Linked DNA regions of Homo sapiens: region 1 is linked to region 2. Evidence: chromatin loops called from intact Hi-C (ENCODE). Cell type or tissue: mammary epithelial cell. All regions are shown on one strand. Links, peaks and the distances in the headings refer to the core of each region. The heading gives the core; the rest is flanking DNA. Region 1 overlaps PHLPP1 (PH domain and leucine rich repeat protein phosphatase 1). Region 2 holds the start of TNFRSF11A (TNF receptor superfamily member 11a).

Region 1 (5,373 bases), core at 264-5,263, 660 kb after region 2:
GGAAATGGATCTTAGGCCACTGGACAAGAACCTGCACCCAAGGGCCCTGAACCCATTTTCCTCCCCTGTCCCAGCCTTCCCACTTTGACAGACACTTTTAACTGTGTTCCTTACTGCTGCCACAATCAGCATGGTTGTATAGTGCCCCATTAGGCCATTTACATACCCAGAGTTATACTCAAGCAGAATGCACAAATGGACATGTCATAATTTTTGTTACAATAAATATGAAATTTACAAGTATTTACAAGTATCTGCTTTTGTCTCAGCAGCCAGATGTTTCTTGGAGACAGTCACACTAGCTTGCGTTTAGAAAGAATGGATGGAATATTGGGGTTATCAGATATTTCTGATTTTTTTTTTAAGAGAAAAACATCCAGTAAGTTAACCTACATTGAATGAAATGTGAAATTAACCAAATGGTAAGCAGTATAATTAGCTGATCTTACAGCTTTTCTTTTCTTTTCTTTTCTTTTTTTTTTTTTTTTGAAATGGAGTCTCGCTCTGTCTCCCAGGCTGGAGTGCAGTGGTGTGTTCTCTGCCCACTGCAACCTCCGCCTCCCGGGTTCAAGTGATTCTCCTGCCTCAGCCTCTGAATAGCTGGCATTACAGGCACCCGCCACCATGCCCAGCCAATTTTTGTATTTTTAGTAAAGATGGGGTTTCACCATGTTGGCCAGGCTGGTCTCATACTCCTAACCTCAAGTGATCTGCCCACCTCAGCCTCCCAAAGTGCTAGGATTACAGGTGTGAGCCACTGTGCCAGGCCTGATCTTACAGCTTTTCTATTTCTTCTTATGACTTAGGGTAAGATGTTTGGGTACTTCTTAGGGAAGATGTGAGAAGGGGGATAGACAGAGGTTGCATAGATAGGGGAGATCCCTGGACAACTTTACTCTCACGAAGCGAAGTTTTCAGTTTTCCTGGGGGGCCTGTAGCTCACATAAGCAGGTTAACCTGCCTCTTACTTGGACAGGGTCAATCAAGCTGGTTGGCTTGCCTTCCACCACCAGCAGGAATCGTGTAGGTGCAGCGGTGTGTACTTAAGAAAGCCAGTATTCCCAGCTACTAGTCAACTGCATTTACAGACAGGGACCTCCGCCTTCACCTCGCCCCCACCCTACACGTGTGAACCTTGTGTGGAAGATACTGTTGGTCTTCATCTCACATGGACCACCTTCCTATGTAGACCTGGCTTCCTTCTTTAGGTCTGCCCTTGGGTGGGACCTGGCTAATTCAGTGACAGGGCAGTTCTTATTTCTTAACTAGTAGACTTGGTGGTGGGCTCTGTGTCCCCCTCTAGGAGGCCGCTGGGTGGACTTTGTTTTCGTAATGGCCGTACTTCATTTCCACATCAGGCTACTTGCACACAGTGCTCTTTGGAAACCACTAAAGCCATGGAAGAGAATTGCCTCATCTCGGCCCAGTGAGAGACCCAGGGACCAAGGAAGCTGACTCCCCAGTACAGGCGGAGCGCTCTGGCTGAGACTGGAAGCTAAACCACCTTGGGACCCCTGCCCCGGTTCCACTTCCCAGCCCCTTACCTTGTCCCTCGGGCTGCCCCACTGGGTTGAAGCAGATGTGGACAACTCCAAGCTCTCACACCGACGCCTTAGTTCCTGCAGGTCTGGGCTGCTTCTCTGACTTCCTCAGTTCTTAAACCCCCTCTGGGCAGGGTTCACCTGTCCCCGGGGGTGGAGCACACCCCGGCCTTGTATGTGGATCTCTTCCACCGCAGCTCACTTCCAGAGTGGTCAGAACTGGCTGAGCGTGGTCCACGGAGGCAGCAATCGCTTCCAGATTCTAAAATGGGCCCCACAGCAACTCTGTGCCAGGGGCAGCCACTGGGCCCCACAAGCTCTGATGCAGGGACACCTCATTTCCTAACTTCTGTGTCTGCTGCAGGAGAAAGGGGTATGAGACTTGGAATTGCTTTTTTCCTGAGTCCTCCAGTTTATTTGTGCTTGCTGCTGGGTTTATTGTCTCTTTTCGGTCCCATTGTGCACATACTACATGTAAGGCACCTTGGAGTGAGACTGCCCTTTGGAGGCTTGGGGTAAGTAGGGCATTTAGATGAAAAGGTAATTCAGTCAAGCACATGTTGAGTGACCAAAGTGGCATAGACTTAGCTGATAGGTCTCCATGCGGTTGCATAGGAGCTGCCTCAGTTATTTCTGAGGAGTTTCTTTGCATTTCTGTTTATCCAGATAGCATCTAATAGTATATGTAGAGCTGCTTATACAACTGAAAGTGCTTTCTGAATATTAAAGTGCTTAATATTTGAAGATCCCTGAAGCCACAGTGTCTGCAGGGTAAGTATTAGGGAGAAGGGCATTCCCGCCTGCTCTATTCCCTGCTTCCTGCTGGAAATCCAGATAATTGGGAAAGGGCTTTGAGGGGAGAGAAAGGAAGAAATGAAACGGGAAGCGGAGAGCTGTGGTGAGCCTTGCTAGGAGAAGAACCCCTGATCGAGGACCCTAGAAACTGTTTGGTGTTGGATCCAGCGCATGCTGCCCGCCCTGTGCTGCCCTCAAGCTTCCTGCCCTTCGCTCCTGCTCCCGAGCACTGGCTTTGATGAGAGGTAGCAGAGCCGATCTCTGGGACCCAGAAACCCCACCTGCCTGCCTTGGTTTCTCTTGATTGCTTTTGTCACAGCACCACCTGCTGGTAAGCTTAGACTTTGGGTGGAAATGGGCTTCACTCTTTATCCTTCCTTCACTTTCCCAGAAGAAACAAAGTGTTTAAGTTTCTTATCACTGTATTTTCGTAAACACATGATAGCAAACTCCTATACCACTGTCAAGTATAGCCGAGAAGCTGTGTTTCCGCTTTGTAAGACAGTAGAAGTGATGACAGCTGGTTCCTGTGATGAGCCTGATTTTCCATGGGAAATTGACATGCAGAAATATTAAGATGGATAACCAGAATCATATAGTTTTGCTGGGAGAGAAGTCTGTCTTCAATGTCCATCTAATTCCCAATTCCCCTTTCCATGGTTAAAAAAAGCAAAACACAAAGCATCTGTTAACATGTTCTGGACCTTATAGGATAACACCTGAGAGTCCCCTCACCACTGGCACTGCAGGGGAGAGAAGAAGAATTCCATTTGATCATGTGAACATTCATCAAAGGGTATTTTGAGTTCATCCCTGACATGTTATCACAAGATAGAATTTCAGGCCGGGCACGGGGGCTCATGCCTATAATCCCAGCACTTAGGGAGGCCAAGGCGGGTGGATCACTTGAGGTCAGGAGTTCGAGACCAGCCTGGCCAACATACTGAAATCTCGTCTCTACTAAAAATACAAAAATTAGCCAGGTGTAGTGGTGCATGCCTGTAATCCCAGCTACTCGGGAGGCTGAGGCAGGAGAATCGCTTGAACACAGGAGTCGGAGGTTACAATGAGCCGAGATTACGCCACTGCATTCCAGCCTGGAATGCAGAGACTGGAACAGCCTGGCGACAGAGACTCTGTCTCAAAAAAAATTTTTTTTTCTTTTATTATCATACTTTAAGTTCTAGGGTACATGTGCACAACGTGCAGGTTTGTTACATATATATACATGTGCCATGTTGGTGTGCTGCACCCATTAACTCGTCATTTACATTAGGTATATCTCCTAATGCTATCCCTCCCCGCTCCCCCACGCCACAACAGGCCCCGGTGTGTGATGTTCCCCACCCTATGTCCAAGTGTTCTTATTGTTCAATTCCCACCTATGAGTGAGAACATGCGGTGTTTGGTTTTCTGGCCTTGTGATAGTTTGCTGAGAATGATGATTTCTAGCTTCATCCATGTCCCTGCAAAGGACATGAACTCATCCTAAAAAAAGATAGAATTTCTATAAAGTGTGGGTTTCTGGTATCTGCCTTACCTACCTCTCCAGCAATCAAATTAGGTCATGTATTTGCAGTAATTTAAATACTAAAGCCTTATGTAAGTGTAAATATTGTCATTGTTACAAATGAAGGAACTAAGGGGCGTCTGAAAGAAAATAATGAGGAATGCAGCAAAAGCACCTTTTTAAGCCAGGTATGGTACTGTGGGCCTGAAGTTAGTCCCAGCAACTTGGGAGGCTGAGGCTAGAGGATCACTTGAGCCAACGAGTTCAAGGCCAGCCTGGGCAACACAGCAAGCCCCTGACTCTTAAAAAAAAAAAAAAAAGAAAGAAAAAAGTACCTTTTTGAAAATGGGAAACTCTTAAGTCACTTATTACAATTGTTATAGAAGGAAAAGCACTGGTAATGATGGAGAAAATGGGCTTCTCTCATTTGTTGCCATTTCATTTTTCTTTCATTGCATCCCCCTAACTCACACTGTGCAAACTAGTCTATGGAAACTCTTATCTCACTATTGTCATTTATCTGTCATGAACTGATTCTTATTGCTATGTATTTGAAAGACGGCTCTAAGGTGGTTTTTTTTTTCCCCTAAGCCTCACCCCACTCAGCACCAAAATTACAACAAAGTTCCAACTTAGTACGGCGAGTCTATTGCCCTGCTCACTAAGTGAATGTAGGAATTACATCTAGCAGACAAAGCTTTGGGCTGGTGATGGAAAGCACACCCCACCGCTCACACCCTCCTGCTTCACTGTGTGCATTCATTCAACGTGTTTAGGAAACACCAGTAAAGAGCTGGCTACTTTGCATGGCTCTGCCTCACCAGCACGGGGCCCTGAGAAAATGGCTTGGTGTGGAGGTGGCTGTGCTAACCTCATGAGGGTGTGAGCCAGCCTGACGATGGCCTACGGGCCCACATGAATGGCAGAAGCCAGTGTGGAGGCCCCATATATTGTCCTGTTCCTTCTGGAAGACTAAGGTTGAACACTGCCGAGGAAATTGGCAGATGGGTCCTCAAGGCAGCCGTCCATTTTCTGGGGTGTGTGGTAGAAAGCTGGAGGCTATGCTGTCCCCAGCCCTGATGTGAGTACCCATAAACAATCATGGCATTTCTCCAGCTTCGGTTCATGAGTCCCTTCATTTTATGCCCAATCAGAAACACAGTGTTCTTCTATCCTGTGCAGAGGGGGAAGCAACAGAACACTTGGAGAATTTTCTTCCATCTGCTCATGACTGGAATTGCTCTCATTGTCATTCCTCCGCTTTTCTAAGGACAGGGAAGGAAAACTGCCTTCACTGAAATCACAGGTACTTTCTAGTCATTCAGTTTCTTAGGTCTTATTCCATTCTGGTAAGCTGGCACTTTCCCCTAATTACCAATCTTACCTATTGAGAGAAAGTTGAAATGGCAACAAAGATGGTTTTCCCAAATGCTACACCTCCAGATGTTGACTTTTCTTGAACTCATAAATAAGTGATTTGCTCTTCTGAATTTTCAAGAAAACTGCTCCACAATTAACATTCAAAGT
Region 2 (5,373 bases), core at 203-5,202:
GGAAAAATAGACAAATACAGTTATTGTTGGAAATTTCCACACTTTTTCTCAGAACAAGTAACGGAAAATCAGTATGGATATTTCAGCCTATTTGACCTGATTGACACTCATAATGTACTTTACTGACAACAGCAAAATACATAGCTTTTTCAAGTGCACATGGAATTTTGACCAAGATATGCCATGTGCTGGGCTAAAAGTAAGGCAAGTGAATAGTTCTGGCAATCCAGGAATTCAAAACAGGTTATATTCTATTGGCATGGGACAAGTATCTTCATATAAACAGTTACCTTATGATATGGTTTGGCTCTGTCCCCACCCCAAATCTCATCTTCAATTCCCACGTGTTGTGGCAGGGACCTGGTGGGAGGTAATTGAATCATGGCTGCAGGTCTTTCCCGTGCTGTTCTTGTGAAGTGAGTAAGTCTCATGAGATCTGATGGTTTTAAAAATGGGAGTTTCCTTGCACAAGCTCTCTCTTTGCCTGCTGCCATCCAGGAAAGATGTGACTTGCTCCTCCTTGCCTTTCACCATGATTGTGAGACCTCCCCAGCCACATGGAACTGTAAGTCCGTTAAACCTCTTTCTTTTGTAAATTGCCCTGTCTTTATCAGCAGCATGAAAACGGACTAATACATGATACAAAGGAGGGATTATACGTATGGATCCAACATCGACCTAGAATGTGAGGAAAGACACAATCCTAAGCAAGTAATGACAAACAAAAACAACAGGATGCTATTGAGATGGAGCAGGAACCCATCTTAGGAGCCTGTGGAGCACCCCTAAGCATGGAAATAAAGGAAAATCTTGAGTTCCTTCAAGGGAAATTCCAGGTACCTAGCTAGCCCTAAGAAGTAAATAAGTAACTTGATAAGCAAGAAGGTAATTATAGCTTAAAACAATAACCAAGGAAGTTAGATTCCCTATAGAAACGAAAGATAACATCTTAACATATGTCCCTGAATTGTTTCTCAGAAACCCAGACCCCCAACAAAACAGATCCACTGGCATGCAGACCTCAGACAAGGGGGAAATGAGGACGGAACTGACCACCATTCTTTCTTCTAAATTTCTTCCTGAAGGGCAAGGAGGAAGTCACACCCACGAGCCAGAGCTAACATTCATTTTTGCTGACCCCAAATTTTTAACAAAGCTTCTCTTCCTTCACTGATGGCAAGTCAGAAAATCTTTGAATGTATAACCTATAAGCACCCTCACTTTAAAGATTTTCAAGATATCCCAGCTTGTTAGACCAAACCAATGTGCAACCTCCGTGTATTATGATTTTGCCTGTAACTTCTGCTTTCTTGAAATTAACCCTGCGTTTAAAAATCCTTACTTGCAAGCCAACTGAAGGTCAGGATTTAAGCAAGAGCTGCCCCATTCTCCTTGCCTGGAGCTCTGCAGATAAGCGCCCTCTTTTCTCCCAGTGCAAACCTTAGTGCGGATGGCTTGGCCTTACTGCACCAGAAGAACGGACCTCAGTTTTTAGGTAACACTGTGCCCCAGACATCTGGCCACTTTATGTCTGAAAGGGCCAATGTGGTGATGGGGGCTGGGGGACGCCTCAAGGCTGGCGGAGCCTGGTGCCTTTCTAGAATTTGGTGGGTGCAGGACGGGTGAGGGGCGGAGGCAGAGGATCAGGAGAAGAAAAAGAGATAGTGGCTGCTGGCCCCAACATTTTGAAGCAAAGAACAAGAGGAGTATTTTACGAAGATTGGCGGATGGTGTATTGTGTTGATGCCTTAACTGCAGTCGACGAAATCTCCAGGAAGGATCCTCCTCCCGTTCATTCTCGACGGTGGCGCATCCACTTTCGGAAGGCCGGGCCTCGAAGGGTGGGCGCGCGGGGCAGGAGCAGGACCACCCCGATGCCCCCATTCCTTCCCGGGAGGCGGGGCCCACAGGCCTGGGGTGCGGCAAGGCAGGAGCCAGTGCCGTGAAGGGCAACCCAGGGCTGGTCTCCCGCCAACCTGTCTGCAGCCCGAGCACCTGGGCCAGGGGCGGAGACCGGACCAAGGAGGCACCGGGCGCGGCGAACACCCCCGGGGCCCCTCCCCGAGCGGGGCCCCGCGTCCCACCGCAAACCAGGGGAGCTTGGGCACCACCTGGCTGGCACCGCCGGGCCCGGCCGGAGGGGGGCGCAGGAGGGCGGCGCGGGGGCAGGTGCGGGGCGGGGCACGGGGGCGGGACCACACAGGGCCGCGGCAGCCGCGCCCGCTGGGCCACAGAGGCCGCTGAGGCCGCGGCGCCCGCCAGCCTGTCCCGCGCCATGGCCCCGCGCGCCCGGCGGCGCCGCCCGCTGTTCGCGCTGCTGCTGCTCTGCGCGCTGCTCGCCCGGCTGCAGGTAAGGAGCGCCCGCGCCTGCCGGGCCGCGCGGCCCGACGCCTCCTCGGGAGCCCCGGGAAGGGCCGGGGCCGGCGGCATCCTGGCTCCTCCGCCTTCCGAGAGGAGCCGGAGTTTTGGGGAGCGGAGGCCGTGGGAAGCTGGGGAGGCGCTTCCAGAGTTGGACGGCGGAGGGCGGGAAAGGGCAAGCGGAGGGAAACTGGGGCGCAGAAGGAGCAGGTTGGCGGGACCGCAACACCCGAAACGGGCTCTTCCAAAAGCCCCTCTTAGCCGCAGGCTTTGATGCTGTCATTTTCTCCAAATGCTTCTTGAGCACCTACTAAGCGCTTGCGCCGGGCGGTGCCGCGGGAGACAGCGCCGTGGGCACCTCACTTGCGGCAGATAACCGTTCCCGATACGATTTCTCCCGGGTGGCCTCCGTCCCAAATTTCCACCCGGAAAGAGACATGATTCCCTCCGTCCCTGAACTGCGGGCTTGCCTTTGCCTCCCCTGAGCCCCTTCGGGGACACCCCTGCCAGCTCGCCTGGAGGCCCCGCACGGCGGGGAGAGACTGCGCGCGCGCCCCGGGGATGCTGGACTTGACCCTCGCAGACCCGAGTGGCTTCCCGGTCCTCTCGGAACAGGTTTCTCAGTACAGTTAGCAAGCGAATGCAGCCAGGCACGGACTTTCTGCCTCGTGGAGGAGGGCCGCAGAGGGAAGCACACCCAGCACAACAAACGCTTTAAAAATCGTTGATACGAACTTGAAAGCTCTCACAGGGAAGGGCGAGTGGTGGTTTTCTTGGTTTCGGCTGGGTCAGATTTCCCCTCTGTTAACACTAGGTTAGGCTGCTGCCGTCCCTCCGCAGCCGGGCACGGAACCCGGAGAGGCGTGGGGAGGGACGCATGGAGAATCGTGTTTGGGTGAGAAGAGAGGGGAAAAGCCTTGACAGAAATAATGTGGGTGCACTGAAGGCTGAAGCAAAAGATTCTAGGGAAGATTCATTCCCAATTGTATGGGTCTGTCAGTATGGTTGAGGGAAACGAAGGCGGAAAAGTCTAAAGGATTTTTTCATTTTAAGCACTTCAGGTGTTGCTTAATTAAGTGTTCAACAGGTTGAACGGGGTGCTACCTTATTTGAACCAAAGGACCAGGGTTTCAGCGAACAGCTAGCCACCTAAGAAAAACCTGCCTGACCACGCAGTTGCAAAATTATCTCTCACTGCTGTCGCAAAATGACATATTCATATGTGCATAAAAGGCGTTCGGTTCTAATATGAACAACAAATGCTATCAAAATAAGTTTATTTTTCAGGGAGACCTTTCAACAAATGCTGTTTCCCGTCTTTTTGCCTTTAAGCCCCTTTCATTATGCATGTTTAAAAATGTAAACTTTTGCATTGGTCATTTCCAATTCTAGGGGAGCGAACCTTCTAGGAACCTTATGAATTCCTTGGCTGGGCCACGAATTCAATTGATATAAGACAGACTAACAGGAGAAAAACTGTACTTAATTACATACATAGGCACAGGACTCCTACAAAATAAGAGACTTGAGGAAGGGTCAGATGATTGAAGCTCATTATAGCATCCATAGGGGCTTCTGCAGGGTGCTGCAAAACAGATTTTGGGGCGGGTTTGGGGAGGAAGCATATGGTGAGTAAAGGACATCTTGTCAGGCACATAAAAGATTCTCAGGCAATAAAAATGGTCTCTGACCAGCCCTTCGGAGAATAGGTGAGAGCCTGTGTGGGCTGGTGTCAACCTCCTGTCTCCTCTCCTGTAATCGGAGTTAATCTTCTCTGGGTGAGAATCTTCTCTGGGTGAGAAGATTCCCACGGCGGAGATTTGAGACATTTGAGTTCGTTTTGGAGGATCTTTCTTTGGGCAGAGTTCAGAGAAACCTCTGCCCGTGGCCACTACCACCTGCCCTGAGTTCAAAATAATCAGCACACCATAGTGGCATATTTTGGGGTGGCATTTCCTGAACTCTTTCACAATCAAGTGACATTGGAATGCTTTTCTGCTTATTTTACTTGGTGCCCAACCTTCCCAGTAGAAATGCATTTTCTCTCAAAGGTGAGACTAGATGCAGCCTTAAAATAATATTTCCTAGAGATACTGTGGTTATCTAGGAAAAAGCTCTCTCTGTATTCAATGACTGCTTGTTTGGCCAGCCTATTCCATTAGCTCAAAATTTAGGAATGGCATTGACAGTTCATTGAAGATGTTAATGATCAAACACCAGGCAAGACTTCAGGAACTGCCTAGTGGGTAAATTGGTTTTGCAAAATAGTTGGCATAAATGGCTTCCAGAAAGTGCCTTATCTGTAGGGATCGTATTTAGTTTCATTTTTATTATATTAAATAGGTTCAAACTTACCTGAAAGGCTATAAGTTTTGCCCTTTAAAACATTTCTATGATTATATCTCTGCCTGCTTGTATTTGTGAGGGAATTCATTTTCAGATAGAATAAAACTATTTGCCTACAGATAAAAACATTTTGAATTTTTATGTAGCTAGTCCTGCTGTTTATTCCAGGTAACAAAATATAGATGCACACTGTTTTCATTAAGGTAATGGATTGTACACGGTCATGTTTATCTGGGGTTATAAGATGCAAGAGCAGGTGCGTGCATACGCAGGACAACAGACATTGGTGGTGTCAAACACTGTGCTAATGAGGAATAAGGGGAAGGCGCATGGGTCACAGTCTAGTGGAGAGCGCCAGATGGGAAAAGCTGTGATGATAAGAGAGCAGCAAATGATAAGAAAAGTACAGAGGGTGGCAGAGGAAGGGAGAGAGGGAGGAGGGGAGGGAGAGAGGGAGGGAGGACCGCTGGAGGAATCCCTAAGGACTTCGGGATGAAGGGGTTTCCCAAGTGGTCTTGGAAAGATGTGTGGGAAACCAGAGGTCAGGGAAGAAATGATTCTAGGAGGTGGGAAGAAAGCTCCCTATGTTGGGAGGATGGTGTGAATGCTTTAGACCTAAAAGAATCTTACAGAAAGAAAGAAAAAAAAAAACAACCATATATTTTTATG

Evidence for each region. Hi-C counts contacts between places; a loop is a spot of excess contacts. Peaks named below come from ENCODE experiments on the same cell type or tissue, not always from the same donor. Only the 100,000 strongest peaks of a DNase experiment are listed, where the experiment ranks them.
Region 1: a loop joins it to region 2, with 4 times the contacts of the local background. A loop is called at or near these places in 4 of 110 quality-filtered maps.

Annotation. Positions count from the first base shown.
Region 1 is chr18:62,980,191-62,985,563 of GRCh38, forward strand. PHLPP1 (PH domain and leucine rich repeat protein phosphatase 1) reads left to right here. Exons shown (of 17, transcript NM_194449.4): 17 at 1-243. Among named protein-coding and RNA genes, the nearest start is that of PHLPP1, 270 kb to the left of the region's middle. In mammary epithelial cell, for the core only: a CTCF peak has its summit at 2,661 (motif pointing left); no DNase peak of the experiment used is centred there.
Region 2 is chr18:62,323,078-62,328,450 of GRCh38, forward strand. It overlaps TNFRSF11A (TNF receptor superfamily member 11a), which reads left to right and starts at 2,233. Exons shown (of 10, transcript NM_003839.4): 1 at 2,233-2,350. The coding sequence starts at 2,276. RefSeq lists silencers at 1,865-2,074, 2,125-2,324. In mammary epithelial cell, for the core only: CTCF peaks have their summits at 2,134 (motif pointing right) and 2,514 (motif pointing right); a DNase peak (open chromatin) is centred at 2,484; H3K4me3 peaks cover 1,405 bases; H3K27me3 peaks cover 281 bases.